Regions from separate parts of the Homo sapiens genome. Here region 1 is linked to region 2. A link is an interaction called in ENCODE POLR2A ChIA-PET data of the cell type or tissue named here. Cell type or tissue: MCF 10A. All regions are shown on one strand. Each heading gives the region's core, and the rest is flanking DNA. Links, peaks and the distances in the headings are about the cores only.

Region 1 (9,148 bases), core at 614-8,613, 66 kb before region 2:
GGGCACACCTCCCAGACGGGGCGGTGGCCGGGCAGAGGGGCTCCTCACTTCCCAGTAGGGGCGGCCGGGCAGAGGCGCCCCTCACCTCCCGGACGGGGCGGCTGGCCGGGCAGGGGGGCTGACCCCCCCACCTCCCTCCCGGACGGGGCGGCTGGCCGGGCGGGGGGCCGACCCCCCCACCTCCCTCCCGGACGGGGCGGCTGGCCGGGCAGAGGGGCTCCTCACTTCCCAGTAGGGGCGGCTGGGCAGAGGCGCCCCTCACCTCCCGGACAGGGCGGCTGGCTGGGCGGGGGGGCTGACCACCCCCCACCTCCCTCCCGGACGGGGCGGCTGGCCGGGTGGGGGGCTGACCCCCCCACCTCCCTCCCGGATGGGGCGGCTGGCCGGGCAGAGGGGCTCCTCACTTCCCAGTAGGGGCGGCTGGGCAGAGGCGCCCCTCACCTCCCGGACGGGGCGGCTGGCCAGGCAGGGGGGCCGACCCCCCCCAACCTCCCTCCCGGACGGGGCGGCTGGCCGGGCGGGGGGCCGACCACCCCACCTCCCTCCCGGACGGGGCGGCTGGCCGGGCGGGGGGCCGACCCCCCCACCTCCCTCCCGGACGGGGCGGCTGGCCGGGCAGAGGGGCTCCTCACTTCCCAGTAGGGGCGGCTGGGCAGAGGCGCCCCTCACCTCCCAGACGGGGCGGCTGGCCGGGCGGAGGGCTGACCCCCCCCCACCTCCCTCCTGGACAGGGCGGCTGGCCGGGCAGAGGGGCTCCTCACTTCCCAGTAGGGGCGGCTGGGCAGAGGCGCCCCTCACCTCCCAGACGGGGCGGCTGGCCGGGCGGAGGGCTGACCCCCTCACCTCCCTCCCGGACGGGGCGGCTGGCCAGGTGGGGGGCTGACCCCCCTACCTCCCTCCCGGACGGGGCGGCTGGCCGGGTGGGGGGGCTGACCCCCCCATCTCCCTCCCGGACGGGGTGGCTGGCCGGGCTGAGGGGCTCCTCACTTCCCAGTAGGGGCGGCCGGGCAGAGGCGCCCCTCACCTCCCGGACGGGGCGGCTGGCCGGGCGGGGGGCTGACCCCCCCACCTCCCTCCCGGACGGCACGGCTGGCCGGGCGGGGGGGCTGACCCCCCACCTCCCTCCCGGATGGGGCGGCTGGCCGGGTGGGGGGCTGACCCCCCCCCACCTCCCTCCCGGACGGGGTGGCTGCCGGGCGGAGACGCTCCTCACTTCCCAGATGGGGTGGCTGCCGGGCGGAGAGGCTCCTCACTTCTCAGACGGGGCAGCTGCCGGTCGGAGGGGCTCCTCACTTCTCAGACGGGGTGGTTGCCAGGCAGAGGGTCTCCTCACTTCTCAGACGGGGCGGCCGGGCAGAGACGCTCCTCACCTCCCAGACGGGGTCTCGGCCGGGCAGAGGCGCTCCTCACATCCCAGATGGGGCGGCGGGGCAGAGGCGCTCCCCACATCTCAGACGATGGGCGGCCGGGCAGAGACGCTCCTCACTTCCTAGATGTGATCGCGGCTGGGAAGAGGCGCTCCTCACTTCCTAGATGGGATGGCGGCCGGGCGGAGACGCTCCTCACTTTCCAGACTGGGCAGCCAGGCAGAGGGGCTCCTCACATCCCAGACGATGGGCGGCCAGGCAGAGACACTCCTCACTTCCCAGACGGGGTGGCAGCCGGGCAGAGGCTGCAAAGGCTGCAATCTCGGCACTTTGGGAGGCCAAGGCAGGCGGCTGCTCCTTGCCCTCGGGCCCCGCGGGGCCCGTCCGCTCCTCCAGCCGCTGCCTCCCGGGCGGCGCTCGCCGGCGCGGCGGCAAAGACTGAGACAGCTCCGCTGCCCGCTGAACTCCATCCTCCCGGCGGTCGGGCGGCGGCGGCTGCGGTCGGTCGCCGACTTTATATATTTCTTATGCATATTCCTAATTAGCTTTCCAAGAAGGCTGAATAAATTTACAGTTCTGCCAACAGGATATGAAAGTACTTGTTTCCTATAAAATAAGTTTTTGTTATTGATTACTATTAAATGTTTCTATATTATGAAAAATTTTGCATATTTGGGCCTAAATATTTTTTGTAACTTGTTTGCCTTATAACTATTTATAATAGCTATTAAGATTGTCCAATCATATTTTTTGTGACTTTTTTTGCATTTACTTTAGGTTTAAAAAGTCTTTTCTTATCTAGCTGTTGGAAACAATATATTTTCTTCTAATTGTTGTGGCTTTTTATTTTTATTTTGTTTTTTATTTCATTTCATTTTTCTTCTTTACATTTAGCTCTTTGATTCATGTAGGATTTATTTGGATGATATTGTAAGGCAAGAATCTAAGCTGATTTATTTTCTCCTAATACCTTTGATTAAATTTCCTTTTATTAATTGGATGATTCTTCTCTTTTTAATTGATTTATAATGTCTCCTTTATAATAAATTGAATTAGTTTATATGCTATAATTTGCTTCTTAGCTATCTATGCTGATTCTTGATTTGTATGTTAGTTCTCATTTAGAATTTAGTTTTTAAATAGGTTTTTGGTTTTTCATAGGGTTTTTGTCTGTTTGAAGTTTTGTTTGTTTATATTTTTGCTAAGCATGTTTTCCCATAATTATTTAACCTTTTCAAATATTATTTTGACTATATTAGTCTCTTTACTCTTCTGGATCAACTTTAGAATTTTTTTTTTTGAGTTACAAAAAAAGTCCCTTTGGATTTTAGACTAGGATACTTAAAGCTATGAAACAACATATGGATAACTGTTTTTTTCTTTAATATTTAGTCTTCCATACAGGAATGTATTTTTTTATATCTCTTCATTTATTCAAAGCTTACTCTCTCTCTCTCTCTCTAGATATGGAGAAACATATATATGTATATATGTTTCTCCATATCTAGAGAGAGAGAGAGAGAGAGTAAGCTATATATATGTACACACACACACACATTCCATAATAATGGAAATTTGGATACTGTTTGATTGCTGATTGGCTCTTGACCCACCCACTTGTCAAATGTCAGCAAACTGAAGTTCCAGCAGACGGCTCCTTCTTGGGTAGGGAGAAGGCATTGAGTAAGGCTCTGTATTCCCAGTATTTTCCAGCATAGACTCCCTGAATTGGATCAGTGGAATGCATGCCAACTAACGAGGAGATTTCTGGAAACTTCCCTCTGTCCTGGAGTTCTCAGCCAGCCACAGGACCCAGAATTGTCACCATTAATATTTAAGCTAGAGTGGAATTGCTACCAGTCAACATCTATTAAAATCCAAGGAGTGGATACAGATTTGAATAAAGCAGCAAGAGAATCCAAGCCACCCTGCATAGGCTTATTCCAGTCACTTTATTGATCTTGCAGTCATTCAACACGCATTTTATACCGTTGAAATCATTGAACCCCACTTACTGTGCTATGGCAGCATACTACCTATATATGGCGGTATGGTTGACTTCAAATCACTATAATGCATGGCCCTTCACTATTCCAAATATTAAATCCACAGATACAAAGAATATTCTGTATTTGGATTAGGAAGAGACAAAAATATTTACCCCTGATTGTAATTCTGATTTTCTTGCTCTGGAAAAATTATTTGGACCCTTGGGTGGTTCATGAGAGTACTCGCACAGGACTTGGCCTCATGAGCTGATGTAGGATAGCAGCCACTAGCCCTTTACTCCACAAAGGGCTCCACTGAACTCTTCACTATGCCACTCACAGCCACCTGCCATGCACATTATTTCTTCCAATATGCCAGATACAAAGGTAGGATTCCCACGCCTATGCAGCTTCAATGACAGTGTTTTGTAAAGAGGCGGCAAGTACCAGTGGGATAGGTAGTCAACTATTTTGCTCAACTTGAGGGGACTCAGGAAGACCTCTACCCCAGATATCTCCCCCTACTCAGATGCTACAGTTCTCAACACCCACTATTAGAAATTCAGTACTTTTGGGCTAAACATTCTTGTTTCTCTTTAGATGTCATTTAATATGTAAATCTAGTTTTGGAGGTGCAAACTCATTAACACCTTACTTGAAAATAGTTTCTCAAAATTAAAGAAACTGACACTATTTAGAAACGTAAACCCTGGGGGTTGGAGAAATCCTCTGAAAGGGATGTTGGGGAGGAGGAAACGGGAGAAACTGTGGAAGGCAAGTTGACTATTTTGTGATTTTGCCAGGCACAGCCTTAGATACAGAACCATGACTGATTTCATATAAACCATTATACATGTTTATTGGTGTTATTTCCAGACATTTTATACTTTTTTTTTTTTTTGATAAAGAACCTTGCTGTGTTGCCCAGGCTGGAGTGCAGTAGCGCAATCTTGGCTCACTGCAACCTCCACCTCCTGGGTTCAAGCGATTCTCCTGCCTCAGCCTCCCAAGTGGCTGGAACTACAGGTGCCTGCCACCATGCCCAGCTAATTTTTTTTGTATTTTTAGTAGAGGTGGGGTTTCACTATGTTGGCCAGGGTGGTCTTGAACTCCTGACCTTGTGATCTGCCCGCCTCGGCCTCCCAAAGTGCTGGGATTATAGGCGTGAGCCACCGTGCCCGGCCAACATTTTATACTTTAATTAACATTATTAGTACAACTTTAAAAAAATTTATCTCCCCTTTTTTTAATCGCTTCTTCACCAAGGATTTATTGGCTGCTATTGTAAATCCTTTATATTTGAGAAGACTAATGTATTAGTCAGGGTTCCCCAGAGGAACAGAACCAATTAGATGTGTGTATATATCAGGAGAAATAGATTTATTTTAAGGGATTGACTCACACAGTTATGGAGGCTAGCAAATCCCAAATCTGTAGGGTGGGCCAGCAAACTGACTCAGGAAGAGGTGATGTTGCAATTCATGTCTGAAGGCCGTCTGCTGGCAGAATTCCTTCTTATTTGGAGGCAAGCCTTCATGTTATTAAAGCCTTCAACTGATTGGATGAGGTTCACCTACATTTTGGAGGATAATGTGCTTTATTCAGAATTCACCAATTTATATGTTAATCCCACCCACAAAAACACCCTCACACATATATCCAGAATAATGTTTGGCCAGGCCAGGCACGGTGCCTCATGCCTGTAATCCCATCACTTTGGGAGGCCAAGGCAGGAGGATTGCTTGAGCCCAGTGGTTTGAGTCCAGTCTGGGCAACATAGTGAGACTCTGTCCCTTAAAAAAATAACAAATAAATAATAATGTTTGTCCAAATATCTGGGCATCGTGGCCCAGCCAAATTGACACATAAAATTAACTATTACAACAAATTTCCCAAGTCTGTCTCAAATCCTTAAATTTAATATAGTGCAGATACAATTTAAATAAAAACTCCAAAGGTTGCCTTGAGCTAGGGCTCCTGGTAAAGGCCAGACTCACTCACTGGCTAAGTAACATGATGCTGCTTGCTATCAACTCAGAACCACTTGTCTCTCTATTTGTTAGACTAGTAGTTCTCAAAGTTTTTGTTCCAGGACCTCTTCACACTCTAAAAATTATTGAGGACCCCAAAGAACATTTTTTTTGCTCATGTAGGGTAAATTCTATGATATTTACCATATTGTACCATAAAACTAATACATTTTTAAATGTTTACTAATGCATATGCAGACAACCAATAACAAAGTCAGTCAATGTTAACATAAGCAACATTTTTATGTTCAATAACTATATTTCCCAAAACAACAAAAAATACTGAGAAGAGTGACATTGTTTTACATTTTTAGAAATTTGATGCAATGTAAAGTAACTGGATTTTTATAGCTGTTTCTGCATTCAATTTGTTACCATCTATTAAAGTATATGGAAACAATCTGGCTTTGCACAAACATGAAATTGGAAAAGGAGAAGTATTTTATTAGCCTTTTTAGATCCTTGGATATTCTTCTTCTAAACCATATGTTACATACTACCAAATACCCATTGTTTATCAGCCAGTAGTCTTTTTAAGCAAAGATAATGTTCCACGGGGGAAAAAGCGAGCAAATAAAAAACACCTAGCTCAACTCACAACTCCAATACAAGTAGTCTGGAACCACAGATGTAGTCCTGGGCACAAAGGAGAGTGCGGAACAGTGGGGAGCGACTCTGAAGAGGGGAGCAGATGAAACCCAGCCCATCCTCTTTAGAGCTGACGATGAAAAAGGATGGCTGTTTAAAAGGCTTGTCATTCTGGAGGTCATCAGCACATGTCCCGTTTGGTTGATTTGGGGCCCCAGAGTGCTCTCTGAGGCCCCCTGACCATTTTGGCTTCCACCAACTGCTTTGCTCAGATTCTAAGACCTGCGCACCAGGAGCCTGACTTTCACCTTAGCTTCACCATCTGGTTTTGGGGGCTTTGTCCAAGCTCAGAGCACTACCGTGCTGGGCTCAAGCTTGTCCAGCTTCTGACCCCGGACATGTTCTCCACAACCATGTCCCTTTGAGTCTGAAGTGCTGATCCTCCCTTTGGTTGTAGAGCTTTTTATTTTTCCTTGGAATTTATGACCCAGCAATTGCAAGACATGAGCCTGTCTTTTGAATTAAAAAAAGTTCTAAAAATGGATATTTTCTCTTTTTTAAAAATCTCTCAGTGGCTAAACAAATATCTACTACATGATATCTTTGGGGATGGAGAAAAATTTGTATTTCAATAGAAACTATACACTGTCTAGGGCATATCCTTCTAAATGATCAAATGATCAAATCCTTGTTCATTGTCCTTTTTTTTTTTTTTTTTTTTGAAACAGTCTCACTCTGTCACCCAGGCTGTAGTGCAGTGGCATGATCTCAGCTCACTGCAACCTCTGCTTCATGGGTTCAATAGATTCCTGTGGCTCAGCCTCCTAAGTGTCTGGAATTAAAGGCACGCCCCGCCACCACACCCAGCTAATTTTTGTATTTTTAGTAGAGACAAGGTTTCGCCACATTGGGGAGGCTGGTTTCTAACTCCTGACCTCAAGTGATTTGTCCAACTTGGCCACCAGAAGTTCTGGGATTACAGGCATGAGCACCATGCCTGGCCTCATTGTCTTTTAGCCCTATTTATTGTCTTTGTAAGTTGTAGGTAACTGATAGATATGTAAATTCTGTCTTGCCAGTCAGTGATTTTAATTAACTTCCTCCTTATGTGGAAAAACCAGCTTTGTCTTTCTTTGCAATTATTTTGTGAGATAAACAATGTTCCTTATTGCTTAAATTGGGTTTTCTATTACTTGCAGCCAAAAGCCTCCTAAATGACATATCCCCTGTGAATCAGGGTCAGTAATACAGTGCTGCCTGTCCCCACAGGTTTATTGTGTAAAAACTCTGAAAGATGCTTGATGAAACTTATTTTAAATGATGACAGATAGTAAGTGGGAAGGATGACACATGTGTGCCCTTAGGTGGCTGGATGCTTTTTTTTTTTTTTGAGTCCAAGGATTAGAAAAGAAATTATATATACTCACTCTAGGCTTTAACATAGTTGCAGTTGTTATTTTTGATACTAACTTACAAAACCAAGTCTCACTCACATATTTACATTAAACTGGAAGTAGCCATTGGAATTCAAGGAAAAATGGTCAAGTAGAAAAGTCTTCAGTTAATGGAATATTAATAATACAGTGATCAATACTACAAGGTGTAATTTATTGCCATTGCATTTCATTGTCAGCACTTCATCTGTTGATCATTTGTTTCAGTCCTGCAGGTGGCTGAGTTTGTAGCTCACCATAGAACTGAGTGCTAGTTTCTAGCATAATACCCAAGGCCCTTCTGTCATCTTTAAGGGATGATACTTAGTTACAGTTTGGGCAAGCTTTTAGTACATATACAAGAGACCATTTATGGATTCCCTTTGTTGATTACAGTTACCATAAAACTTCTCTCCAACTATAGAAACCACCCCTGCCCCCCAATTTGCAGGCACTTGTAAATTAGAGCCTTTCTTTTTTTTTTTTCTATTTGTCTAAGCATGCCCTGAAAATTGGGTTTCCATTTAGGGTGATAAAAATGCTCTGGAGCTACATGGTTGCTATGTTTGCACAAAGTTGTGACTGTACTAAACATCACTGAATTATACATGGTTGTACATTGGCTGTACATTGTAAATGGTTAAAATGGTAACTTTAATGTATGTATATGCATTTTATCACAATAAAAAAATAGCTTGGGCTGGACTCAGTGGCTCACGCCTGTAATGCTAGCCCTTTGGGAGGCCAAGGCAGGCGGATTACCTGAGGCTGGTCAGGAGTTCAAGACCAGCCGGCCAACATGGTGAAACCCCTGTCTCTACTAAAAATACAAAAACTAGCTGTGTGTGGTGGTGTGTGCCTGTAATCCCAGCTACCCGGGAGGCTGAGGCAGGAGAATCATTGGAACCTGCGAGGTGGAGGCTGCAGTGAGCCGAGATCGTGCCGCTGCACTCCAGCCTGGGTGACAGAACGAGACTCCATCTCAAACAAACAAACAAACAAACAAAAAATTACTTGAAAAAAACTTAAAAAACCCTTTCCAATTATTTTGATGTGAAGCCAGGTTTCAGAAGATCTGCATGAGAAATGGAAGATACACCTAAGAAATAGCTAATTCTAAGAGAAGAGATTTGAGGTACCCAAGCTTGACCTAAGAATAGTCCTCCAGCTCAGAGAGGAGGGTGAGTTGTAGGCACACTTGGTTTCTGTCACCAAGCCCTTATAGGTATGAATGTTCAAGACACCTTCAATAAAAGAGCAAATATTAATTAGAAGATGCAATTCAAAATGGCCGACTGAGCGGGCATTGACTTACCCTTCCTTTCCAATCCCTTTTGACAGAATGAAAATGAAAGCTAGGAGACAAAACAAGACAAACAAAATCTAATCAGCATCAGGACAGAAGAATGGACTCAGTTGAAAATCAAATCAGAGGAAGACTGAGCTGAGGGGTTCTCCCAAAATGATGGAAAATAAGAGAAAAAAATGAGTTATGAAGGATAGATCTAAAGTTTCTAATAACTTTATCATAGGTCATCCAGAGATGTTGAAAAGGTAAAAACAATCAATAGAATATTTCTTTTCTAAATCCCATAGCTGAAGAAACAAGAGTTCAGTTTTAAAAGGGCTCACTAAGTACCTAGCAGAATTAGTGAAAAAATAACTAGTCATTGAAACATCCTACTAAAAAATCTGAACTACAAAAATAAGGAAAAAGTCCTGAAAGCTTATAGTCAGGAAAA
Region 2 (9,148 bases), core at 332-8,331:
TGTGCCTAATTCTTTTTCTGATGATCTATTTAGTTTTCATACTGAGAGTAATAATGAATGTTCAATTAATAAACTTTTATTTAAGATGATTATTCAAGTCTGATTACAATTCAGCAGATACGTAATACTTTTTTTTTTAACACAATACTTTAATAAGACACATTTAAACTCAACTTCTGAGCAGCCTTTCTGGCAGGGATAGGAAATTAGAACCTGCTGGTATAATTTTTTTTGAAAGAAACCCCAGGGAAGAGTTGCTTGGTTAGGAAAGATGGGGCTTACTCCTTGGCAGAGCTGACAAATGATGGCATATTGAGAATTGAACTATAGATGGGTTGCCAGAATAATTAAAGTGATGAAGCAAAACTACTTAAGTGAAGGCTTTAATCTTTTAAGATAGTATTATTAGCAAAAGCCCAGAGTATGTATTTATTTACCTTTTAGAGACGGGGTCTCACTCTGTCGTCCAGGCTGGAGCACAGTGGTGTGATCATGGCTCACTGCAACCTTGAAATCCTAGGCTCAAGTGACCCTCCTATCCTAGTCTCTCAAGTAGGTGGGACTACAAGCATGCACCACCATGCCTGGCTAATTTTTAGATTTTTTTGTAGAGACAGTGTCTTGCTGTGTTGCCCAGGCTGGTCTTGAACTCCTGGGCTCCAGGGATCCTACCACCTCTGCCCCCTAAAGTGCTGAGATTACAGGCATTGGCCATCCCAGAGTTATTTTAAATGAGATTGGGGAGGGGAAGCGGGGTTGATAGGGAATTGGGTAGGGAAATATTTTAAATCTGGGAACCTTGATGGTACTCTTGTTTATAGATTCAGCTGATGGTTTGCATATTGGTAGGGCAGGCCTAGAATCCTGGAAATAACCTTACCATAATCTCTATAGAGTTGATGTAATGCACAGTTAAGAATGTTGCAGGATTTTGCATGTGAATATACATATGCCTGGCATGAACCGTATTGAGATACATGATAAATTTGAGTACCTAGTCTCCAAAGGTGGCTCATATGAGCATCTTTCCATATTTATAGAGCAACATCTAAAATTTCATCCAATTTCAGGATATTCTTTAAGGGTATTACAAATAATATTTTAGACATGTTAGATTAGACCATACCTTCTGAGGTTTCTGAGGTTTCGGTTTGCTACAGGGCATTGTATTGAATGTCAGGAGACCTAGATAACCGGTATATGATTAGTGATTACATGACATTGGGCAAAACTTGAGCCTTGTGGGCCTCAGTTTCTCTGTCCTTAAAATAAAAAGTTGGACTATTTATGTTGTGCTTAGCTTCTTAATTTTTTTTCTTAATTCTGTTTAGATTACAGATCCTAACCCACATGAAATATCAGCCTATTGAGCAGAATTTTGTGCATCATTTCAGTGTCTGGGTAGTTCAAGTGCCTCCTGCCTATTGCATTCCAAGACTAAGACTTTACTCAAAGTCTGAGCTCCTTTTTTGAAGCTTGAAAGAATGGCCGGTGGGGAGGCCCCTCTACATTCATTCGTGTTCTTCCTTTTAGTTATTAGATGTTATAATCCAGTTAATAATATCCCCAAGAAGTGTTGCTGTCAACAGTACTAGAGCTCTCTACAGTCTCATTCATGTTGGAATAAAATGATTCCTTTTTATGTTTTAAAAAAAAGAAAACATTTGAGGTCTCACTGGAAGTGTTTATTCATTTGAGCTGAAAGATGTACCGTGGGTGTTGTGATTTTGGAGAGCTTCTGCAGCAGGTTTATGTCTAGAATGTTTTGTCCCTGTTTGTGTTTGTTTAGACTGAAATTAATAGTTTTTCTTGCAAGCTATGAGGATCATTAATACAGGTTTCTCCCCCGTGGTGTGTTTGTCAGCCCTTACATGGAAGAACAAAATGAAAGAATATTTCTTGTTTTAAGCTCAAAGCTTACGTCTTTACCATTAAATTGGGGAACTTGGGGGAAGAAAATCCTGTGTGTGTGGGTAGGGGGAAGGGATTTGTGTATATGCACAATAATTAAGTTTAAGTCATAAATACTAATAGTCTTCTGGCTTTTGTAAACCAGATTTCTTTCCTGGATCTAAAAGTGTTTTTATTTTTTGTGCCCACATCTGTAGTCATGGATTTGATGTATATATTTAATAACATTCAGTGATTTATTTTTCGGTTCACCTTTTTCATTTTTCCCCTTTCTTTTTACCAGAAGGAATATGAAGTTACATATAAATTCTGCATAATTGAAAAAGTGATTTTGATTTACTTTTTACTTGAGCAAGGAGTTGCTTTTACTTAAAGGCATTTTTATTTTTAAGAAATTTGAAAAAACCCCACTTAAGGATCCACTTACATTAGGCCACTAGCAAATATTTTTAGATAAGATTTTGATTGATTTCTTTCAGTCTGATTCCATAATCTCAAATTTCTTCGTTTCTTTTCTCCTACTTTCCATCCTCTTGATGCTACAATCAATAATTTGATTTGGGAGATTCTTTCTTTTTGTTGGGGCTGGTGGTGGGGAGGGAGATCGTTGTTTTGAATATTAAATGATCATTTAATGGGGCTTTGACACAATATCATATAAATGCAACTTTAATCCATTCATTCAGATTTAAGGCTTAGCTTTATATAAAATATGAAGCTTAATTTTTTTTTTCAACTCAAGTTCAGTCTCCTCTGATTTTGTAACAGACTTCTAACTGTTGAGCATTGACTTTAAACAGTCCTCTGTGGTGACTTGAGTTCCAAATTACATAACCACTTTAATTCTGCACTAATTTGTTCTGAATGACCCTCTTTCTTTCATTTCACCCTTAACATCTTTGGCTAAGAAATTTTACATGTTTTTGTTTTGTTTTGTTTTGTTTTTTGAGACGGAGTCTCACTCTGTTGCCCAGGCTGGAGTGCAGTGGCACGATCTCCGCTCACTGCAAGCTTCGCCTCTTGGGTTCGTGCCATTCTCCTGCCTCAGCCGCCCAAGTAGCTGGGACTACAGGCACCCGCCACCGCGCCTGGCTAATTTTTTGTATTTTTAGTAGAGACGGGGTTTCACCATGTTAGCCAGGATGGTTTCGATCTCCTGACCTCGTGATCCGCCCGCCTCGGCCTCCCAAAGTGCTGGGATTACAGGCGTGAGCCACCGCGCCCGGCCTACATGTTTTGTGTATTGAACTAAATAGTTTCTGTTTTTCCCTTTTGAGACCTTTGATGAGTTTAACTCTTTCTATATTTCTTGGATTTCAAGTTGTAAGCCCTAGTTATAAGGACTTAAATGAATATTGATACAGGCATTTCGATTCTCTAGAGATCTGCTTTCACCAATATGTGTGTGTGTGTGTTTGTGTGTATTTTTGTATGCACATGTCAACGTGGATGGATATTTGTTCCTGGAGCCTTAATTGCATTACTAATGTTTATTCTGGTAAAGAAAGGCAGTGTGGCAAAATGACATGTTTTCTTAGGAGCTTTTGTGCTGGCACTCCATGCTGTTATGAATACTTTTTATGACCTGGCTTATGAATCTAATCATTTATAATAGCATTTCTGTGGGGAAAACAATGGATTGCAAATTCCAAGCTGTTGACTTATAAACATATTTTTGAAGCATGAAGTATTGATAAATTGGAGACTGTTGAAATAGTCCATAAGGCCTGGGCTTAGTTTGGGGCCCATGAAAGCAGAGCCTGAAGCAAGGAGTTGGGTGCAAATAATTTATTTGGGAGGTGATCTTAGGAAGCAGCGCTGAGGGAGCGGGGAGAGAGGCAGGGAAGGAGAAAGTCAATAATAACAGAGTGTGTTATAGTTAGAGCATTTACACAGCCATCCCTGTACCCCTCTGCTTGAGGTTGTGCACTGGGCCATTTGTACTTCCGCCTTTCTGGGTCACTCTTGCCTTCAGGCTGAGTTGATGCCACCCAGCTTCAAAGAAGGCTCTGGGGACAAAAGAGACACTTATGCTGTCTTTAGTGGGAGCTGTCAGCTTGAGGCCACCCTACTCTGAACTCCCCGCCATGGCAATGGCTGAAATCAGAGGTGGGTGGAGGGAATATGACAAGGGGACATCAAGAGGATCTGCTGCCAACATCCAAAATGGATTGATTATATACAGTTCAGCTAACCTATTTCATTGAATCAAAGACTGTCAATTGTAAGATCCCCCATTAATTTATGTACCACTAAGAAAGAAAATGTCCCACTGAGGAAGGAAAATATGCTGCCAGGTAAACTATGATGGCTGTTAAATGTGAGACACACCCAATGTCAGAGATATTAAAATATGAGAAAGAGTGTGTTCCAGACTTGGTGGAACACAGTATGTGATGAATACTGTGAAGCTATGCTGTAGGTCTGTATGTCATATTATGGAAAGATGTCAGGAATACATTGTTAAATGAAAATGGCAGGTTATACAGTGTGTAAAATGTGGTTCTGTTAACGTGAATAAGCAAATTGATAAATTCTAGGTGAATTTACGCTCAACTACTAATATGAATTCTCCCCAGTGTGGTGAGATTACTCACAATGTTTTCATGGTGAGATACGCCTGGTGTGACACAGTTTACAAAGGAAAAATAAAGAAGTAGAAGTCTAGAGACATCATGATATGCAGACTCTTTTGATAAGTCATTAACATCATAAAAGCCAGATCTAAAACCTCCTCCTGGAAATTGTTTAATTAATTTCTGTTTCTGTTGACTAGGAGCAGTGTTGTTATTACGAACAACTGATTTCCTGTGATGACTCATAATTCAGCCATATACTTTGTATCCACACCTCGGAAGAGCTTGTCCTGAGGGACCTCCATCTACCCTCTCAGTTAAGATACTTCTGATGTCTTTCTTCACTCTTCATGACAGAGGGCTTAGTGAGATTAGCTGGCTTCAGTATTAGCCTAGGTAGACAAATACCAAGTAAAGATGTAGAATTAAGGATCCTGAGATTTTTAATAGATGATTTGGGAATTATTTACTCAAAGAAAAGATGGAGACATCCTCTTCCATAGAATGGATAATAGAATAGGGCTGGAAGAAGGTATTGCATTATCACCCAATCCTATACACCATCTGATTCTGTAATCTACACAACTTTGCTGATGGACATCATTTAGCCTCTGAAAGCTTTTTCAGTGACTCAGTACCATTGCATGAAACCCATTCCAGCTGTGAGCTATCAAATTGTTAGAAGGGTCTTTTTAAAAAAAAAATGAGGTAAATCTGCTTGCTTTGACTTCCACCTGTAAGCCATAGGTCTACCTTCTGAAGTATTAATAGAAAAGTTTAATTCTTTTGTATAGAAGTACTTCAGCTATTTCCTCTGAAGTAGAATAAGTCTGATGTCTTCTGTACAACAATGCTTCAAATATTTGAAAATACTTTTCTGTCTTCTCCTAAGACTTTCTTTTTAGGCTATCATTCCCAGACTTGAAACCACTTGAGAATCTTCTCTCTCTCGCTTTGTCTTCCGTAGCCAAGGGAGACCGTTTCTCTGTGATGTGTCCTTGTTGTTAGCTCCAGCTCAAGGGATTTCTATATAGGTCTGTGAGCTTGCTGTATGGTATATGATAGGTCGTCTTAGTTTGATTTTTTTATTTCTTGAAAAAGATTTAGAAATGAACATTGGATTAAAAAAATCATTCTTAAAGCTTAATCTGTGATATAATCTCTTGCATCTTTGGCACACAGTGAATGGATAGAGCTCTTTGGGGACATTATATTGTTCCCCTGTACAGTGTCAAATTACCAACACCGATCACAGAATCTGGCACATGGGTAGTATGCAATGAGTGTGTGTGTGTGTGTGTGTGTGTGTGTGTGATTTAATTGGATATGTATGTATACATATATACACATGCATATATTACTTGTGTTCAGATTATAGTTTAGTTTGTAGCATATTTCTAATGTTCAAATTTCAATAAATACTGTGCTATCTACTCAGAAATAGTGATTCCTAGATATTTTTGGCAATATTTGGCTTCCTTCTTACCCATATAGATAAGTTGTTGGTATGGTTAGGGATTAAATATTATGCTAAAAATGTTACTTTGAAATTCATTTCTTGATAGGGACTGAGGAAAGGTAGTTTCTGTGAAATAAAAATATGCAGCTTTCAGGGGTAGTCACGTGGGGAGCAAAAGCAGCAGTCAGGAGTGATGCTCTGGAGGCTTCTGGTGCCTGGGTAAAGCCAGGCTGCACACATGCTGTGAGCTGATTCCTTCTGTAGCCATTGAACTCTACCTGGAAGAGCTTTATTCAGAGAATTTCCTAGCTGTCTTTTTTTCTATGTTAATACATTTTTGGCAGGAGGATAGTGAATAGTGACATCCCACACATTTATAGGAACTCAGTTTTGCTTTTATTTTCTAAATCCTTTGTTATGGAATTATAGAAGGCTTTCTTAGAAGGGACCTTAGAATCTTAGAACCTCCATCTGTTGTTTTACTCCTTTCTACAACACCTTGACTTGACCATCATCAAGGATGGGGCACTCCTGACTTTGTTTTTAGACAGCTCTATGCCTTGCTAGAACTCAGCAGTCCAGCCTTCTGTGGTACAGATTGTTTTCTTTGTTGTACAATTTAAAGACATGAAAGCGGCAAGAATAATGAACAATAATGCTTATCCTTTTCGTTTTGAGCACAAGCCAAACAGCAAACCTTTATTGGATTCCTGATGAGTGTTGTGGGAAAGAAAAAGAGTTAAGACAGTTCTTATCCTCACAAAGCAGATGATATAGATGGAGTCAATTTCTCTCTCTCCTCACTCTCCTCTTTCTCTTTCTCCCACACATCCCTGCTACTTCAGCTCATGAATCCAAAGCATATGATAAAAAATGATGTGAGCAGAGGAGGGAGAAATGTTTGCCACATGGAGTGGATAAGATGGACCTGAGCCTGCCCTTCTTAATGGCAGGACTCTGGTGGTGTGGCCTTTTGTTGCTTAGGAGTCCAAAGTCCAAAAGCAGCTTTGTAACCCTCTTGTTAGGCTAATAATTCAGTTAAGCTTAGCGTATTCAACAAAACAAGATACTTGTACTGAGCAAAATAACAGATAATGTCTGTTACTTCCCTCTTAATGTCTCATATCTAAAATATAGTCTTCTACCTAAACACATTTTTTTAACTAATGGAAACTTACCCCTTTAAGCACTGTGGAAGTTTTAAAAACTGACCAGAAGTTCTTTCATTGATAGGTGAGGTCTGTGTACCCTTCTCTTAAATACGAGTTGGTTTGTGTCTGCTCCAACCAATAAAAGTACGGCAAAAATAACGCTATGTGACAACTTAGTAGTCTAGGTTGTAAAAGGCTGTGCAATTTCTGCTTACTTCTCTTGGGACATTAGCTCTGACCATGCTAACTGCCAAGTAGAAGTATGGCTACTCTGAGATTCTATGCTGGAGAAACCATGTGTAGGTGACCCAGCCAGCAGCCCCAGCTGAGCTCCCAGCTGAGCTCCCAGCTGACAGCCGGCATTGACTACCAGCCTTGGGAGGGAGCCACCTAGGACACCTACCCAGCTGAGCCTTCAGATGACTCTAGCCCCACCTAGCTCCAGCCCCACCTGGCATCTGATTGCCATCAAATGAGAGACCCTGAGCCAGAGCTGCCCAGCCCAGCCTTTCCTGAATTCTTCACCATTTAAATTATGAGCCAGATAAAATAGCTGCTATGTTTTGGGGTACTTTGTTACTTAACAATACTAACTGGAACAAGTACTAAGAAATAAAAATGTTTGAAATCAACTGTTTATGCATCACTCTAAAATGTATTCTCCACTGTATTCTTTCTTTGAACAGAGCCTTAACATAATTCGAACCTCTTATGAACGAACAATCAGCATCTTACCTCTTACATTGTGATTAATGTAGTTATGTCCTCAAGCTATAAAATGAGTTGCAAAGGGACTCTAGACTGCTTAGCTTTTCAGGGTCTTACGTGTACTTCTATTTTTTTCCCCTTGCTGCCAGTAATCATTTCACCGTATCAGAGTGTGCCACTTTCAACATGTTCAACCACATTTGGAATCATTGTGTTCAAATTCAGATACTGCCCTTCGTGCAGGATGTTTTCAACAAGTATTTAGTGAGTGCTTACTTTGTGTCTGGCCTTGTTCTAGGTGCTAGATGAGATGTTAAGCTTTAAGATAGCAGTGATTTTTGTCACTGATATATCTCCAATTCCTAGAATAATATCAATACCTGGTGTCACTAAGTCTATGTTGAATGAATAAATATACAGGACACTGTGTTAGGTGGTCAGAGCACATACTCATGATGGATTCTGCCATTAGAAGAGTGAATAGGATGGAGAAAGAACTGGAAACCATGTTGTGGGAGAATGAATGAATTAAATGGAGATGTTTAGCCTGGAAAAAAGAAGGGTTGATTGAAGGAGGGAAGGATTATCATGTGGAAGAGAAATGGTACTAGATTTGAAATGAAGTGTTTTTCTTTTTTATTTGTTCCTTTATTATCAAGTGATAATATTACTTAAGATAATATAGGTGGTAAACTCCACCCAAGACTTGATACTCAAGTAATCAAATTTTGAGTAGGGTTTGCCACCAAAGGACCTGGCAGTGGCGGTTTTGGTTTAAGAATGCTGCTTTCTCAAATACGAGGAAAAATCTAGTCATGGAATCTATCAGGAAAAGAAAATCAGATGTTAACTCCATTGGGCCAGAATTATTGTTTCCTGTTTTCTGGTTTCTAAAATATTTTTTGAGAATGATGTGGTTGTTCATTCATTTAAAATGTCACTATTAAAGCAAATGAGAAGGGCCTTATAGAGGAGTTATGTACTTTGCTAGATAAGAAAAATACAAATACCATATTGTGGTACAAACCTTTGGATAAAATAGCACATACAGAAGAACCTTTGACATTCCTTCTCTTTTGAAAGGGAGAGGATAATTTGGTTTATTGAGATTTTATATTCTTAAACATCACCATGGCATTTTTTTTTTTTTGGAGTCTCGCTCTTTCACCCAAGATGGAGTGCAGTGGCGCAATCTCAGCTCACTGCAACCTCCGCCTCCTGGGTTCAAGTGATTCTCCTGCCTCAGCCTCCTGAGTAGCTGGGATTACAGGTACGTGCCACCATGCCCGGCTAATTTTTTTTGTATTTTTAGTAGAGACGGGGTTTCGCCATGTTGGTTAGGA

Evidence for each region. ChIA-PET counts read pairs that join two places held together with the same protein. Peaks named below come from ENCODE experiments on the same cell type or tissue, not always from the same donor. Only the 100,000 strongest peaks of a DNase experiment are listed, where the experiment ranks them.
Region 1: POLR2A ChIA-PET joins it to region 2 with 5 read pairs; 2 of 35 experiments call an interaction of 5 or more read pairs at or near these places.

Annotation. Positions count from the first base shown.
Region 1 is chr7:25,010,572-25,019,719 of GRCh38, reverse strand. No RefSeq gene overlaps it. Among named protein-coding and RNA genes, the nearest start is that of OSBPL3, 35 kb to the right of the region's middle. In MCF 10A, for the core only: no CTCF peak of the experiment used is centred there; a DNase peak (open chromatin) is centred at 4,809.
Region 2 is chr7:24,944,432-24,953,579 of GRCh38, reverse strand. The region is part of intron 1 of OSBPL3 (oxysterol binding protein like 3); the gene reads left to right. Among named protein-coding and RNA genes, the nearest start is that of OSBPL3, 31 kb to the left of the region's middle. RefSeq lists an enhancer at 2,475-2,974. In MCF 10A, for the core only: no CTCF peak of the experiment used is centred there; no DNase peak of the experiment used is centred there.